Linked DNA regions of Homo sapiens: region 2 is linked to region 1. The links are chromatin contacts, found by Hi-C or POLR2A ChIA-PET in ENCODE. All regions are on one chromosome and are shown on one strand. The core of a region is the stretch at or near the end of the contact, and the rest is flanking DNA. Distances in the headings are between cores, read along the strand shown.

What was found. A loop is a pair of places that touch in the nucleus more often than their neighbours do. ChIA-PET counts read pairs that join two places held with the same protein, here RNA polymerase II (POLR2A). Pooled maps may share reads with other maps.
Region 2: a map of Caco-2 shows a loop between it and region 1 (3-fold over the local background). The contact joins the promoter of APOBEC4 here to the enhancer-like site in region 1. A Hi-C loop is called at or near these places in 2 of 168 maps with a recorded cell type or tissue (Caco-2 and cardiac septum), 1 of 37 single-sample maps with no recorded cell type and 2 of 50 pooled maps. POLR2A ChIA-PET finds 5 or more read pairs at or near these places in 2 of 52 experiments (OCI-LY7 and WTC11).

The regions. Positions count from the first base shown.
Region 1 is chr1:183,730,156-183,738,016 of GRCh38, reverse strand. It overlaps a transcript of RGL1 not described here. Among named protein-coding and RNA genes, the nearest start is that of RGL1, 71 kb to the left of the region's middle. Within about 2 kb of position 3,061, at least 11 of the 41 ENCODE cell types and tissues checked have a DNase peak (open chromatin) inside an H3K27ac peak, as active enhancers do.
Region 2 is chr1:183,648,759-183,656,619 of GRCh38, reverse strand. It overlaps APOBEC4 (apolipoprotein B mRNA editing enzyme catalytic polypeptide like 4), which reads left to right and starts at 3,304. Exons shown (of 2, transcript NM_203454.3): 1 at 3,304-3,548; 2 at 7,809-7,861. The coding sequence starts at 7,839. It also overlaps a transcript of RGL1 not described here.

The sequences.
Region 1 (7,861 bases), core at 1,812-4,311:
CAAAATTTTCTGTTCTAGTTAAGAATTGGTCTAAAATATCGTAAGCCTTACGGACTCCTTTGGAAATCAATTTTGAAGAATTTTTAATTTAAAACACCTGATACCCAAAACAGAATTTTGTTTAAACAACTGGATGGTAAAATCAGCCTTAAGTTGGGAGTGGGGTGAAAAAAGGAACCTGTATGTATATAAAGGCAAATCTGATCAGAGAGCATAAAAGCAAAATTTTTCTCAAAAATTAAAAAAGAAAATTGTTTGGGAATTTTTTTGTAATTGTAAAAGGATTGTGATTGCATACTGCCTCAACCTTATGAAGCACAGAAATAAAATTAAAACAGGGAAGACAGGTGGGATGGAAGAAAGATGTGCTTGCTTGACACTGAGAAACAATCTGCAGATGAGAAAGCCATGGAAAGATTTTTTTTTTTTTTTTTGTAGAGATAGAATCTCACTATGTTGCCCAGGCTGGTCTCACCTGGGCTCAAGTGATCCTCCTGCCTCAGTCTCCCAAAGTACTAAGATTACAGGCATGAGCCACTGTGCCTAGTCTTCTTTTTAAAATATTTACTAACACTATGCTTATAATATCTATAATATGTAATCATAACTTATTTCTTCTATTCCTTCCAAAATAATCATTGACAGGAGGTCATAACATTTTCCATGGTCATAACAAAGGGCGCAGCTGATGGCTTCATACCCTAAGTGATCATTATGCACCAAAAGTAAATGAGCAGCTTCTCAGAGGCTAATCTTGAAAACGTTAAGTATTAAAATAACAATCTAAGAACACAATAACTTGCCATTATTAGTGTCTGTTCTTGCTATCAGATAAAAATTATCCATCACTTCCATGGATGCCCTTTTTTTGAAACATGGCTTTAAAAGTAAGTGCTAGGACACAACTCCACTCAAGTCTGTATTTATTTTATTAACCTCCATGCTGAACTTTGTTTGATACATCATTTTGTAATTTATTGAATTTTACTTTCCTTCTTATAATAAATAGCATATGAGACATCCCTCACAAATCGTTATTTTTTTCTCCTCCTCCTCCTCTTTAAATGGTTTGGAAGGAAAAGAAAGTGTTTAAAATTCAGAAACTTATTGAAATGATTTGGTGCTTCTTATCTTTATCTATTAGGGTCATGCTTTTCTTCTTCCTCTGCAGACTCCCTTATATGTGATAATATTTCTGCTTATTTTCCTTTTGCTTCTACCTGAAGAAATCTTTCAATTTTTCAAACTCAACTCAGATTTCTTCTAATCTTGAAAATGTCTGGCATTTACCCTGTTCCAGTCCCTTCCCATGATTATTTGTCTTTCTGCCATTTCTTTCCTCCTACATTCTCTCTTCCTCATTCCTCTTCCTAATGAGCTGAGGTCCTGTCCAGATAAGATAGGTTTGTTTATCTTTATATCCTACTATCTTCAACTCTTCCACCTAGAATGCTATCAAGAGCAGTCTTTGCATTTTAGTTTTACTCAAAGGTTCAGAATTGCCTAATGCAAAGTGCACTGAAATTCTAGTCACAAGACCTGAGTTAAAATCATGAAGCTACAGTTAATTCTCTGTGTAACCATTAAGCAAGCCATTTCACCTTTCTTGGCCTCAGTGTCCTTATCTTTAATATGAATAGGCTACAAGACTGCTGAGACCTCTTACAGTTACAAAAGTAAAGCATTCACCTCCCTCAAATGTAGAAAGCAAAACTAATGTGCATTGAATTATTTTTCCAGAAGAACTGAAGGCTCCAAACTACTAAACAAAACAGTGAAAGGTGATTTCGGTGTTTCACTCACGTATTGTACTTATTCCCATATTATGCATTCACTACTCAAAAGTCAAACAAACAGTATGATATTAAAATAGCCTCTTTACATACATGTATATAATATCGGGGTTTTGACTATTCAGAGATAACCCAAAACTCTGACATGTAGTCTATTGTAAGTGTGCTGAGGCTTTTTAAAGCTGCTATTTGGACATGCTCACCCATCCTTAGCATCTAACTCCTGGTTTGGTGGTAGACTTCTCTAACCATGATTGCTATTGTGATATCTACAAATTGTGGGATCCAAGAAGGTCTCAAGATACAGCCTCCTAATTGTGGAGGGGGCATGACAGTGATCTCACTAGTCTATTTCTTCTGAGAACACAGAGAGAAGCAGCTATCCAGAATCAAAGATGACCATATGAAAATGGAAACTGGGGCACAGACAGACATCAGAAGGGAAGGACTCCAGAAAGCCACAGCAGAGAGACAGATTCCTACTGCCCTGAGAAAGGAAGCCCATTAGATAATTTCGTAGTAATACTAAATGTTGCTTGTGTTTGAAGTGGAGGTATGAGTCAATGTACTAGGAGGTAAGAGAGCAACAGATTCCTATTATCTCTTCCTCTTTGGAATCTCAGCAGCATTTCAAGTCTATCTATATAAGGCAACTCAGTTATATCCTGAGTATTGCTTTTTTTGCTTTCCATAACTTACTCTGGTCTCCCCTGCTAGCCTGCCAGCTCTTTAAGAGCAAGATTAGACATAAGTTTGTTACACTGCTTCAATTTTTTACAAAACTCCATCACCCTTTTAAAAAATAGATTTTTACTTTTTTATTAAAGAAAATGTACTGGAAGAAGGAATTAAGCATTCAACATGATAATGTATTTTGGAATAAATGTCAATCATTGGGCAACCATTTTCAAAGGAATTTTAATTATATAGTGTCTCCAAATGCTGAGCAAGGTTGCACAATACTGTCTGTGGAGTTAGAAGTGACTCTGGGAGCAACTGTCTCCTGTTAAATGTAGAAAATTAAAGAAGTGTAAGGCATTCTTGCTTTATTCCAGTTGATATTTTAAAAGACTGGTCCAACTGGTCTTCAAACCACATACTTTCTCCCCCTTACTGATAGTATTTGGCCAAAGTTTTTAATAATTAAAAAAAAAAGAAAAATCCAGAGTGGGTTTGTACTACCCTGTGACCCTCCCTGGAGAAACGCTGCTCAGCAATCCCTGCTTTGCTCAACAATCCCTGCTCGGCACAGAGGGCCAACACAAGGAAAACAGTTGGGCTCCCTTCCTAGTCTCCATTCAGTGCAGCCGTCTGGTCACAAATCTGCAAAGACAGACGTGGGGAAGGGAGAGGATACTTAACAGAACAGAGCTGAGATCACAAAAAAATATCCTTTAGCATTCTAAGAGAGATAGAGGGAATTCCAGGGGACTGCCTTTTTTATTGCCTATATTTTTATTACGATAAAAAGTTCAGTAATTATGTTGCTGGAAAGCATGAAACAAGACAAAACTGTAAATCACATGACTGTCCCAGGCTCAAATGTTTCACAATTCTGTAAACACCAGCTTTAACTGGCTGAATGAAGGCAAAATGCAAAAACCATTAGGAGAGCATCATCCAGTTCAATAGTCACAGGCTAATTTTTATCAAGTTGAAGGAAATTAAGCTGATTTAGATCATAGCAATCCTTTAGGTCTCAACAATAACAACAGCAACATTGACAACACAACCCTCTCCACCACAGTGCATTCAATATTTACTACACCAGATACTGGGCTAGCATGTTACAAGCCTCAGTTTATCCTCAGAAGCTCAAATCAAGAGAGATTATGGAATAAGCCTTAGGGTTTCTCTCCAGTTATCCTGACCCAGAGCTGTGCCCTCACCACTCCACTCCACTGCTATCCTTTAATAGTCAGTGTTCCACTTACAAAATAACATCATGTAGATGTTCAAAAATCTGAGTTCCTAGGAATCTGAGCTCTCGAAAGGATTCAGAGGTGGACTTCTCACGGGAGGAATGCAAAGATCTAGAAATGTTAGATTCACAGGGGAAAAAATCTGTTGAGTTTACCAGTTAATACACAAAATCATTTTAACTAGCTTCCGAATCGACTAGCCCTTCCACATTTCAGGTTAAAGAGCAATCTGTTCTCAATCTTTTACTTCACCATAAACAGAAATTGAATCTATTTAATTACAGTCACTTTACTAAGCCAGAGGAAAATGGAAGGTCCCAATGGGGAAAAACTCTTTCAAGAAAACACTTCTGGGAGAGCATGTAGAGTGAGCTGGCTCTAAGCCAATCCTTATCCCTTCTCACAGTCTCTAAGTAGCAAGAACACCATGATTTTCACATATACCATATACTGCCAAATATCATTCCTCCTTCATTTGATCAGATAACACCTTATCCCATTACAGAAGACCCTTTAATTAGTGTCACATAATAATGATCTAGTTAGTGTTGAAGACCAAAACACCAGTTTGCTAGATTAGCTAGGTGCAAGAAGCTTTATACACAGAGTAGCATTTTTATTCCTATCTAACTATGTTGTTCCTTCTCTGAATGGGAATAAATCCTCTGGAATGGAAATAAATCCTTGTAAGTGGTGCTAAGGACAAAGGAATTGGTCCAATACTCATCCAGCAGGGGAGAGGGCAGAAGCTATGTGCCTTAGTTAGAATGAGTTATACTACTACTGGCTCAACATGGCAAACCTTTCCCATGTGGGATCAAAGACTCAATAACCCAGATGAACACAGGAACACAGGGACAATGAAACCAAGGGGAAACCACTAGAGATGCTGCTTCCTGACGCTGCCTTTTGCATAGATCTTGTGACTTTTCCCTGATGACCTGGTGCCCAAAAGCGAATACAAAGTCAAAGCCATATCTTACAGAATCCTGAAAAACCCTCCCAAAGACTTGAGCTTGACATAACATAGTGACATTTTTATCAGTAAATTCAGTAAAAACTGTTGTGTTGGTCACGATCCATGTATACTCAAGAAGATACAATCCCTATTTTTAATGAGAGCCCCATTTGTCCTTTAGCAAACCCCGTAAGGACACTCCAACATTAAAAAAAAATTTGTTTCCATGTTTTTTTCCTCTTACTCAGAGCTCTGTGAGGGTGTACTGTACCATATAGAATGCATCCTGCATTCATAAATATATATCAGAGGAGAAGCAGCTGTTGAATTTAACCTCGATAGTCCATTAAGGATGAAACCCTCGCATTATTTTAGAGTGAACCAAAAGGTTTTAAGCCTAAATGAAGCCTTTGAGAACCAAATTCTACTCTCAAATTTCAAACGGATTTTCAAAACATGTTTAGAAACTGCTTTGCATAGCAACGGAGTCAGAGTATTTTCAACTCAGCCTATGGGAAGGACCTTACTGGGATACATTCAATGGTTACTCAATTAGAACCTATTTTTTTTCTTTAAAATTGCAAATATTCGTAGCAAAACCAAGCCTGGCTTTCTCATCAGGCCTTCACAATAGCACCAGCTGTTCATCACAGTCTTTCCAAGGGCTGCATTAAATGACTTGTGTACATCTGCGGGGCTTCTGTGTTTGATCCTAGATTATATTTTCACTAAGGTTAAGGGTTAGAGTTTTGACAGATGTGGCTGTGTTCTAATTGGCCCATTTTATCTGGCCCTTTTCCACACACATACAGTATTCGATAGCCAAGTTTGTGAAATGCCTCAATTTTGATACTAACAAATGAGGGGTGGATGGAATGTAGGGCTTGAGCACTCGGTTGGGTGTCGGCTTTAGTTTCAGAGTCCATATGAAATCCATGCCAACATCTGTCTGGGGGGAAAGAGGATCATTTCATTCCATGTTACCATTTCATTCCAACTGGGTTACAGTTTCTTTTCTCTTCCTTTTATTCTTCCCTCCTTAAACTTTTACAGGACTTTCCATTTTTTTCATTGCCACAGATTGACCTTGCTATTTCCCATAAACCAAAGTGTAAACTTGAACTAAGATTGTATCTTGCGTTCTGACACCTTAGCACAACAGCAATCATGCAAATATAAGATTTAGCATTCCTGACTTTCTAGCTGGAGGGTTAGTGGGCCAATCTGACTGACTATAACAAGATGGCAAATTTGCAGGGACATGACGTGTAGTTTCCTTAAATCTCACCTAGCACCATGCTGTCACAGGAAGGAAGAAGTCCCTAAAGTTTTACGTAGCTATAGCCTAATTATTGTGCGAGGTGTGTATGGGGCAGGGCGAAACAAAGATAAGTTAAGCCTGTGTTCTCCACTAATTGGCCCTTGAGCTGGGAGTTCTTAATCTCAATTCCTGGGAAGTCTACAATCGTATGAGAAGAAAGAGATACATTTCAAAATGATAGATTATATTTCAAACTGACAGGATAGGTGTTAGAAGAGAGAAATACACAAGTGTATTACACTGAGAGCTCTTTGAGGTAAGTATTAATTCCCCATCCAGATGAAACTGAAGCTCAGAGAAATTAAGTGAATTGCCCAAGGTCACAGAGCAGGGTCCAAATTTGAAAACAGATCTGTCTGACTTAGAACAAAGCTTTCATTTTCATTTTGTCATGGCCTTTCAAAATTTTCACAGAATTGTGGCCATGTTACTATTTGGCTTTGTAACTTTAATGCTTAAGGAGAAACACTAACTCTCTGTAATAAGGTAGCAGGGGAAAGGCCAAGAGGGTTATCTGAAATTGTGCTTCCTTATCTGTGCTACCTTTTCTACCAAAGCTGAGAGTCAGTTTCTTCTACCTCCCTTCATATTCTATTTTATCAGCTCCTCCACATTCTCTAGTGCCTATCACACTTCCTCTGCCCTGCCCTTCAAGAGCTAAATAATTATTCCACTACTAAAAAGAAGTGGCAGAAAACAGAAGCAAAAATTGGACAGTCAGTTATTTCACTTCTTATTCACATATGTAAATTTTTGCCACAGAAATATGGTAACCTGTAAGTCTAGTTATTTTTAAGCCTTCTTTAAAACAACATATGGAATCTATTATAATATTCAATGACTTCACTTTTGCTTCTGCTCTAGAGATTGATGGGTTTATGATTTATAGCTCAAGTGAATTCAATTCTCAGGTTCATTGCTCCAATTTTGGTTGACATTGTTTCTGGATACCACAAAGATATTAATTGTTAACTTCATTGTGTACTGAAAAATGACTTATACACTTGCAAAACTTAAGTGGACTCAGAGTTACAACTTCTATGCACCCACTCCATTTGTCCACTTCAGACGGGACAAAAAGAAAGTGTGTTTTACTCTTTTGTGTGCCCTTAAAAGGAATTCGAGGCTTGTTACTTTGAAAGCATAATATCATGAACAGGATGAAGTATAGTGAAATTAGATCCAAATAGTTTTGAGGTCTTACCTGAGAAATAAGTACATTGATTAAGTCAGCCTAGAAATCTGTCAACAGCCTGCCTGGGTGAAGGTTGATTAAATCTCTCCCTCCTTCCCTGTTTCATTGCCACAGACCTCCAGAGTTGTTTAGATTCTACTCTAGTTCCTACTGGACCAATTAGTCAAAATTATGTTCTGTACTCTCCAAATTAAAATCTGGCAACACTAGCCTTCCATGTATAATGGACTGTCATAGTTGGTTTCCTGTAACCACAGAGGAAATTGAAATAGAAAGGCAGGGGCTTAGATACATTCAAGCAGTACATTAGCAGTGACATCAATTTTAAATATAAGAGTCCCTGACGCTTTAGTCTGAGCCACTGAGCCAACCTAACACACTCACTCCATTATCTCAGAGAGGGGAGGTAGTGAGTTTTGTGGTCCTCTGAAAGAGACCTGTGGCCGAAACACACCATGTTAGCACCTTCCTCTGGGTCCAGCTTGGGACTTCTAGGAGGGAACCCTGGCTCTTGGTCTTAGCCAGTATTTAAGTGGGAAGTTGCTTTGTATTACAGCCAAGAGTCACAGGAATGCCTGACACAGTGCCCAATATGGAACAGGCTTTATACTATGGAGAAATTGTCAACACCTTTATAATGTTTCCCTTTACTGACTCCAAGATGTTGCCCCT
Region 2 (7,861 bases), core at 2,055-4,554, 82 kb after region 1:
ACAGAGGATTTGTGGACAAAAAAGGAAAGCAACATAAGGAAAATGGAAGTGAGGTACAGAAACAGCTGGATTTGTTACAGCTTGGCATTTCCCTGATTTGAACACAGTTTGAACAGTTGGCTGCCTTTGGCCAAAACTTGGTGATTGGTACAAGAGTAGGTTACAGTCTATTTACATTCCAGTTAGGTTACAATTCGCTGAGTACGAAGAAACCTTTAGGCTGAACTTAAAATATGTAAGGAGGCAGCTTTAGGCTAAACTTAATTTAACAATTCCCCACCTTTTGGTCAACCTCTCAATTTTGACACTGACCAAAACTTTAGGCATTGAGGTCACTCTGTTACCATCATAAATGTACTTATTTGGTCTCAGATCCCACGGGGAAAGAGCAGAACAGTTGGTTTTTAAGGTGGGAACATGGATTTCAGGTTACTTTTTTGTAAGAGTTAGAGAGCCAAGGGGACTTCCTTGTGCCGGAATCTCCTGTTTTCATGAGAAAAAAAAAAGAAAAGAAAAGAAAAAAAACTTGGTCTGCTTTGGGATCTATCTGTTTCCTTAAAATTTTAGTTTATGTCACATTTAGCATGAGTGACTCCATTTTGGTTTGGTCTGGTCGGCTGGGGCCTAGTGTACAAGCTTAGCCCAAAACAATGGCCTCCCATCACTGTTTAACATATGGTTTGGAAATGTCAATTGGTCCTTTCCCACAGAGAGTTGGAAGCCTTCTTTAGAGCATCTAAACAGTCTCTGGAAGTAAAGATGCTGCCTTTACCCTATACTTTTCCTCAGCTTAAGTTTTAGGAGTCATTTTTAATTCTAAACATTTGCTGCTGTTTCCCCTAGGATAATGAGGAAAATCAACATGGAGGAATTCTAAGAGAAAGTCTGTGGTGTTAGCAAATTAAGGGTGGCCCTACAGAAAGCTCTCTGCTGTTAAGACTGTGCTGCCACCTTGTGGCCATCTTGTTTATAACCCCCCGAGCTCGAAGATCCACCCTCTGCTTTTTCGTCTCCTTTTGGTCTCAACTCCAGTGCTTTTCTTATCTCATCTTTCCCATCTAACTCCTTAGTGAGCTCCATGAAATCTACTTAATCTTCTGATCTTTACTTGAAGCTTGCTTTCTAAATTCAGTTCCTTTTATCACGTAGTTTGTTACTGCTACATGAATTTGAGCATTGTTGTTCAGTGTCAACCAAACTGCTACTAAAGTGATGAATTATATAATTACTTGGGTACAGTAGGTTCAAATAAAACTTTAACATTTTAGCAATAACTTATAAATATTTTACTTCCTGCCACCCAAAGAGAAAGTTGCCTTATAAGCAGTAACTAGCAACACACAAGCCATCTTGGATATACCCCAAACTGGGTTGTCAGAACATAGATTAATAATTTTTGGAGTGCCAAACTGAGTAAATGTCTCTTAAAAATTTAGATCATTGCAGGATAGTTTAGTCTTTGTAAATCTTCTTCATTATAATCTCATAATATCTCTACATAAATAATATACATCATAACTCATCTGAATGAAGATGAAACATGGCAGATTAACAAAGGAAGACAGAAAAGAGAAGAAAGGAGTCTGTTGGGGAAGCTAGACATTTCTTCCAAGCATCTCCTTTCCAATACATGTCAATTTCACTGTGAACAGGAACCATGGTAAAGGCCTTTCATTTCCTCCTGATGAAGTTTAGTCTTAAAAGTCATTCTGTGCAACCTAAATGGAATGTTGCCAACTTAACATTCCTTGGAGTCTTCCTACATCTAACAGACAACTACCTTTAAAGAATAATGACTAATTGGGGTTGCCTATCCCTAAAATCACCCTAAAATGCAATTGATAAATGTGCTAGTGGACAAAGGCTCATTTTTCCTGTTTCTTTAGGCTTAACCTTCCATAGGTATATCATTTGCTGAGCATCTAATCCACCATGGAAGGTGCACAGTGCACATGGGATGCTGGTGCAGATTTGGGGACTATATTTTTTGTCTTTTCCTCCCCTCACTGGAACCTGTCAGACAGCTAATACTTTCTTACAGAACTGAGCAGGCCCTCAGAACTTGATTCTTCAGCTAGCGGGAGAAAAACCCCAACATGTTCTCTTCAACAGTCAGCTATTATCCTTTCACCCAGCTTTTGATAAGTAATATTTTTAAAGTAATGTTTGCAATAGATTGTCATTTATTAGGATTAAATAAAAGATGAGCTATGAGGATTGACTTTCAGTTCCATATTTACAAGTTCATTCAGTTAGAAGATGCAAGCAATGAGAAAAAAGGGATGACCCATGGCAAACTGTGGGGAAGGGACAGGATGCAGCAGTGACCATGTGCCAGAGCAAGCACCAAGGAAGATGAAACTGAAAATAACCAGCTGAGGAGTTCATGAATACACCTGAGGCCCTTAGGAGACAAAAACATCTCGTCTAGTAGGAGCACTCTGGATGAGAAAGGATGTGTGCTGTGGTGCAGACTGGAAGTCTGACAGTGGAAACAGGCGTGGCGAAGCTTCGAGAAGACAGAAGGTGCCCTCTGGGTGCTCAGTATCCCTGAGTTATTTTTAGAGTATGTCTGCTTACAGCCAATAGTTATTACTGGAATGTACACAATAGCAATCCCCACTCACTCCTTCAGGTGGCCTGGGAAAGGGGAATGAGGGAATAATCCAGAGTGATTGACAGTGAATTGTGACTATCAATGTGCCTTGTGTCTAGGAGATGATGTGGGGGTCAAGGGAGACTAAGGAAAAGAATGGAGAAGGACAAGTGGCTCTTCCGTTAGCCACAGAGAAGGGGCTACAACCGATCCTGGAACAAATCTTGTCTTAAACTGGAGGGAACCACATACATACCAATAGCAAGAGTCTTCCAGGCAATTTCTAAGAGGAGGGAAACCGCTAACACATAGCCTAGGTTTAGACAGAATCAAAAACACCCCCTTCAGGGACTATGGGCCTCTTGGAGGAAGTCAACTCTCTGCTCCCTCTCACAGAGGGCAAGCCTCCCAAGGAGAAGCCCTGGCACCCACGCAGGCAACAGAACCGCCAGGCCTGGCACCTACTCTAGACCAGGAGAAAGGTGCTGAGGAGCAGGCCCTCAGAACTTGATTCTTCAGCTAGCAGGAGAAAAACTGCAACATGTTCTCTTCAACAGTCAGCTATTATCCTTTTACCCAGACTGGGATATGCAGTCCTGTATATTTTCATCTTTGGAACAGGTGGCTTGATATGCAAATAAAGTAATAAGTGTCAGAGCTGTATCCTAGCAGTAGCTACTTTGCAAACGTTACCATGGCACCCAATCAACAGTGTTCTTAGAGGTAGCCACACCTCAGCAAGGGCTTTCTAACTTGGAACAGCAAAGTTCAAATGAACGAATAGACACAAACTGTGAAAGAGTCCTGAACCCATTACAAGGTGAATCTTTACAGCACAATTGCCTTCTGAAGCTACTTGAAACAGGGCATGGGACTTAAAGGAGAAAAAAAAGGAAATGGACCATCTCTTCTAACACCTGGAATGTGATCCAAGCCTGGAGACAAATTGATGGTAATTATAACTGCTAACATTTGTTTTTAGCTGCTAACAGATTGTGCACAGATTGTGAAGGGCAAACTCCATTCTCCAATTACTCCAGTGCAAACTGTGCTTTAACAGTACTCACTAAATCCTAGTTGAGTGAAATGAGAGCAGATTGTCCTTATGGTGTGGTTCATTTATGTTAAACTATGGAAAGCTGTCCTCCCACGGTCCCAGTCCAGGGGCCACTCACAGCCAGATGCAGAGAGCCCTCCAGCACGCTGGGCTCTACACATCTCTGTTCTTACTGCCAGCAAATCTGCTCTACAGAGTATAACATGTATTTCCCAAGCACAGACAAAGCAAAAGGAAAAGGGCTAGGCAGGAAGTAGGGACACCAGCTGCTGGGGAAACAAGTCTTAAGCAACCTGGCTTGTGAGCCAATCAAGGTTGCTAAGGTAGGTCCTGGGCCTAAACAGGGTACATTTCCACCTGGTTGGGGAGAATAAAATGACAGATACCAAAAGTTAACAAGATAATCTGTGGTCGATAACAAATTGATACAATAAACCATGAATTCTCTAAGAGTTCAAAGAGGGCAACAGTTCTTTCCTGCTTCCTCTTCAGATGAGGGTGATCAAAGAACAAGCCCAGAAAGACTCTGAAAAAGTGAAAACTTCACCAATAGGAAACTATAGTTGGTTGACACTGAAAAGTTGTCAGCAAGAATGAGACTACAGAGCTCCCTCCACTATGTGTTAAAGCCACAGTCCTCTCCATCTCCTTAAAGACAGTAATGATGTATCATTTCTGGCTAAAACAGCCACAGAAGATGGGGGTGCAAAGGAAGGCGTGCTTAGAAAAGCAATAGGGAGTTTCCATTTTGCTACCTTTATCTAAAAACACACAAAGACTTTTGTTTCCCAAAAGGGTAATTATGGGACCATTATATATAGTTAACTCCACATACACATCACCTTAAGAAATAGTAATAAAGACAGAAAAGTGCCTTTTGGTTCTGTTTCCATAACATTTAGCCAAATCAATCTGTAAATTGTCTATGGGTGAGTTGAAATTGTAATCTGAGCAGTAACCTGGATGTCCGGTGTACCACCCATAAGTCGACCACATCAAGGGCACAATATTAAAAAGCATGAAAGTTTGGGCTTGGTTTTGGCAAGTTCTGATGGAGAGATCCATCCAGCCTGATGAAGGCTAAGCAAGGAGGAGGTCCAGAGAGGAAACAATGCTCGGGAGTAAGCAGGAAATGGCGTCAGGTTCCAAGAGATCGTCCACTGCCAAGGGTTAAATCCAGCTCTCTAGAAGGAAAGCTATGACAAGGTCTAGGAAGCCTCAAGGCAGGAATTCAGTTACATCAGGAAAATATAGTACTAAGGAAAAAACAAAGCTAATGTCCAATCCTATGGATTAAGATGACACAGCAGAGGCTAGGAGAAATCTAGAATCTGGTGGGTATGTGGTGCCAGAGTTACTGCAGGATATTAGCCACTAAGATAATGGTGACATGAATAAAGCTACATTCCACCTACAGCTGGATTGAGGCTTTTAACATATTTTCTGCCCAGGATAGGATTAGCATAGGAACTCTGCAGGTTTCAGGCTAGAGATCAAGCTGTATCAAATACAGCAATGAATGAGCTGATGTGGGCTGAGGAAGACAGAAGGTGAACATAGCACTTCCATATGAGAGGCCATAATTTATTTATTAGCACAAGTATTCATACTTGTGATATGATAAGTGAGATTTTGAAAAGTGAAAAATATATTCTGTTGCAATGGTCAGTTTACCTCATTTAAATTTTCTGCCTTATCAGTTTTGTTATCTGACAAAGTTAAATGTAAAAAATGAAACCATAAATACTAGAAGAAAATATGGGGAATACTTAATTATGCTTTGATGAGGAAGGCATTTCTAAATACAATAAGAAAAAAAATCACAGGAGTAGAGACTGGACCACATAAAAATGTAAAATTTGGTGCAATTAAAATAACATTGGCATAATTAAAAGGCTGTATAAACCAGGTAAAATATTAGCAGCAAATGTGGCAGATTTAATATTCTTGATGCATAAAAATGTCTTGCAAACCAATAAGGAAAACTTCACGCAAAAAATAGGTAAAAAATCAAATATATTTCACAGAAGAATAAATACCACAGACCAATAAGCATGTCAAAAAGTGTTCAACTTCACTAGAAATAATAAAGGCACACATTATAGCAACAAAAAAATACCAATGCTCCCTTCTCAAATTGGGATAAACAACATTGTAAGAGAATGTGATAAGATTGGTACACCTTCCTAGGAAGCGATTTGACAATGTTTGACCTAATACTATGATTTCTAGTAATCTATTCTAAAAAAAAAAAAAAATCTGATTCTTTATAATAAATATTATATAATATATGCAATAGATAATTTCTCACAGAAATATTTATCAAAGTGTTATAATAATTAAAAGAGGCAAGAAACTGAATGTTACAGTTACATAATAAAAAACTAATTAGCCATGAATATTGTGTTTTTTGTTTTTCGTTTTGAGACAGAGTCTCGCTCTGTCACCCAGGCTGGAGTGCAGTGGTGGGATGTTGGCTCACTGCAAGCTCTGCCTCCTGGGTTCACGCTATTCTCCTGCCTCAGCCTCCCGAGTAACTGGGACTACAGGCGCATGCCACCACACCTGGCTAATTTTTTACATTTTTAGTAGAGACGGGGTTTCACCATGTTAGCCAGGATTGTCTCCATCTCCTGACCTCATGATCCGCCCACCCTGGCCTCCCAAAGTGCTGGGATTATAGGCGTGAGCCACCACGCCTGGCCGAATATTATTTTTAATAACATGGGAAAATGCTCATGGCACAATATTAAGTGAAAAAGCAGGGTATAAAACATGACTTTGTTTATATTATATGTAACATACACATATAGCAAAAAGACTGGAGGGAATAGACATGTTAATAGTGACGGAAGGCTGGACATGGTGGTTCACACCTGTAATCCCAGCACTTTGGGAGGCCAAGGTAGGAGGATCACTTGAGCCCAGGAGTTCGAGATCAGTGTGGGCAACATAGGGAGACTGTATCCCTCCTAAAAAATAAAAAAATTATCTGGGCATGGTGGTACATACCTGTGGTCTCAGCTATTTGGGAGGCTGAGGCAGGAGGATCACTTGAGCCCGGAAGGTTGGGGCCACAGTGAGCCATGATCATCTCACTGCACTGCAATCTGAGCAACAGAGCAAGACTGTCTCAAAAACAAACAAAATAGGTAGCTCCTAGAGCATTATAGGAACAACGATAACTGAAGGAATATTTTTTAAAGGAAAAAATCATTACTTAAAGATCTCAGCTTTTTGAGTTTAACATCCCAGAAACTACTAATTTGAAATATTCTAAAGAACCATATTTGCTTTCTGTAACAGTAATTTTTCAAAAGTCTTCTAACAAGACCCACTCACGGGAAAGAAAACTCTTACATGTCAATGAATGAGTGTCCACAATCCAAAGAATACTCAAGTGGCACTTTCCTAAGAAGTCTCTATCATTAAGCAAAAGAGATCCCATGATCCTAGTCTCAAAAAAAACCCAAAAACCTCCAAATTATTTCCAGTGATTTTAAGAAAGTTGATGTTAAATGCAAGCACACTGAATAGTTCTGCACAATACATTAGATGTTAACATATTCTGAGAAGAAAGATCATGAACAAAATGCAAAACACTTTTTTGTACTTTTATAATTAGGAATAATCTAGATAACCCTAGGATTTGTACTTTTACTACTAAGAGTTAATATTTACTGAGTCCTTACTATGTGACAAGCACATTAGTGAAGCATTTTATATTCATTCTGTTATTCAATGCTCAAGACAATCTTATCAGGTAAGTACTATTAATATCTTCATTTTACAGACAAGGAATCTGTGGCTCCCAAATGTTAAATAACTTGTCAAAGGCCACCAAGCTGATAATTGGCCAAGCCCAAATTTAAAACCAGACAGTCTGTTTCTAGAACTTGCATTGTTAACTCATTTGCTTTACTGACTTGGAATCTATGAAACAGGTAAAGTTGAAGAACGCCTTTCTCTTCTGTTTCCTCCCCATGCTCTAGGAGTCTCAATAAAGAATAATGAATCCTGAGCTTTTAAATCTATGCATATATCACTATCTTTATTGTGCTACTTCCTTTAAAGAAAGTATGGTTTAATAAATTAATGCACTGTCTTCAGTTTTTCCTGCGCTGGTTTTATATGTAATTTCTCTTCCTTGTTTAGGTTTGCAGCTAGAAGACAGTAAATCTAGCAATGGAGCCCATATATGAGGAGTA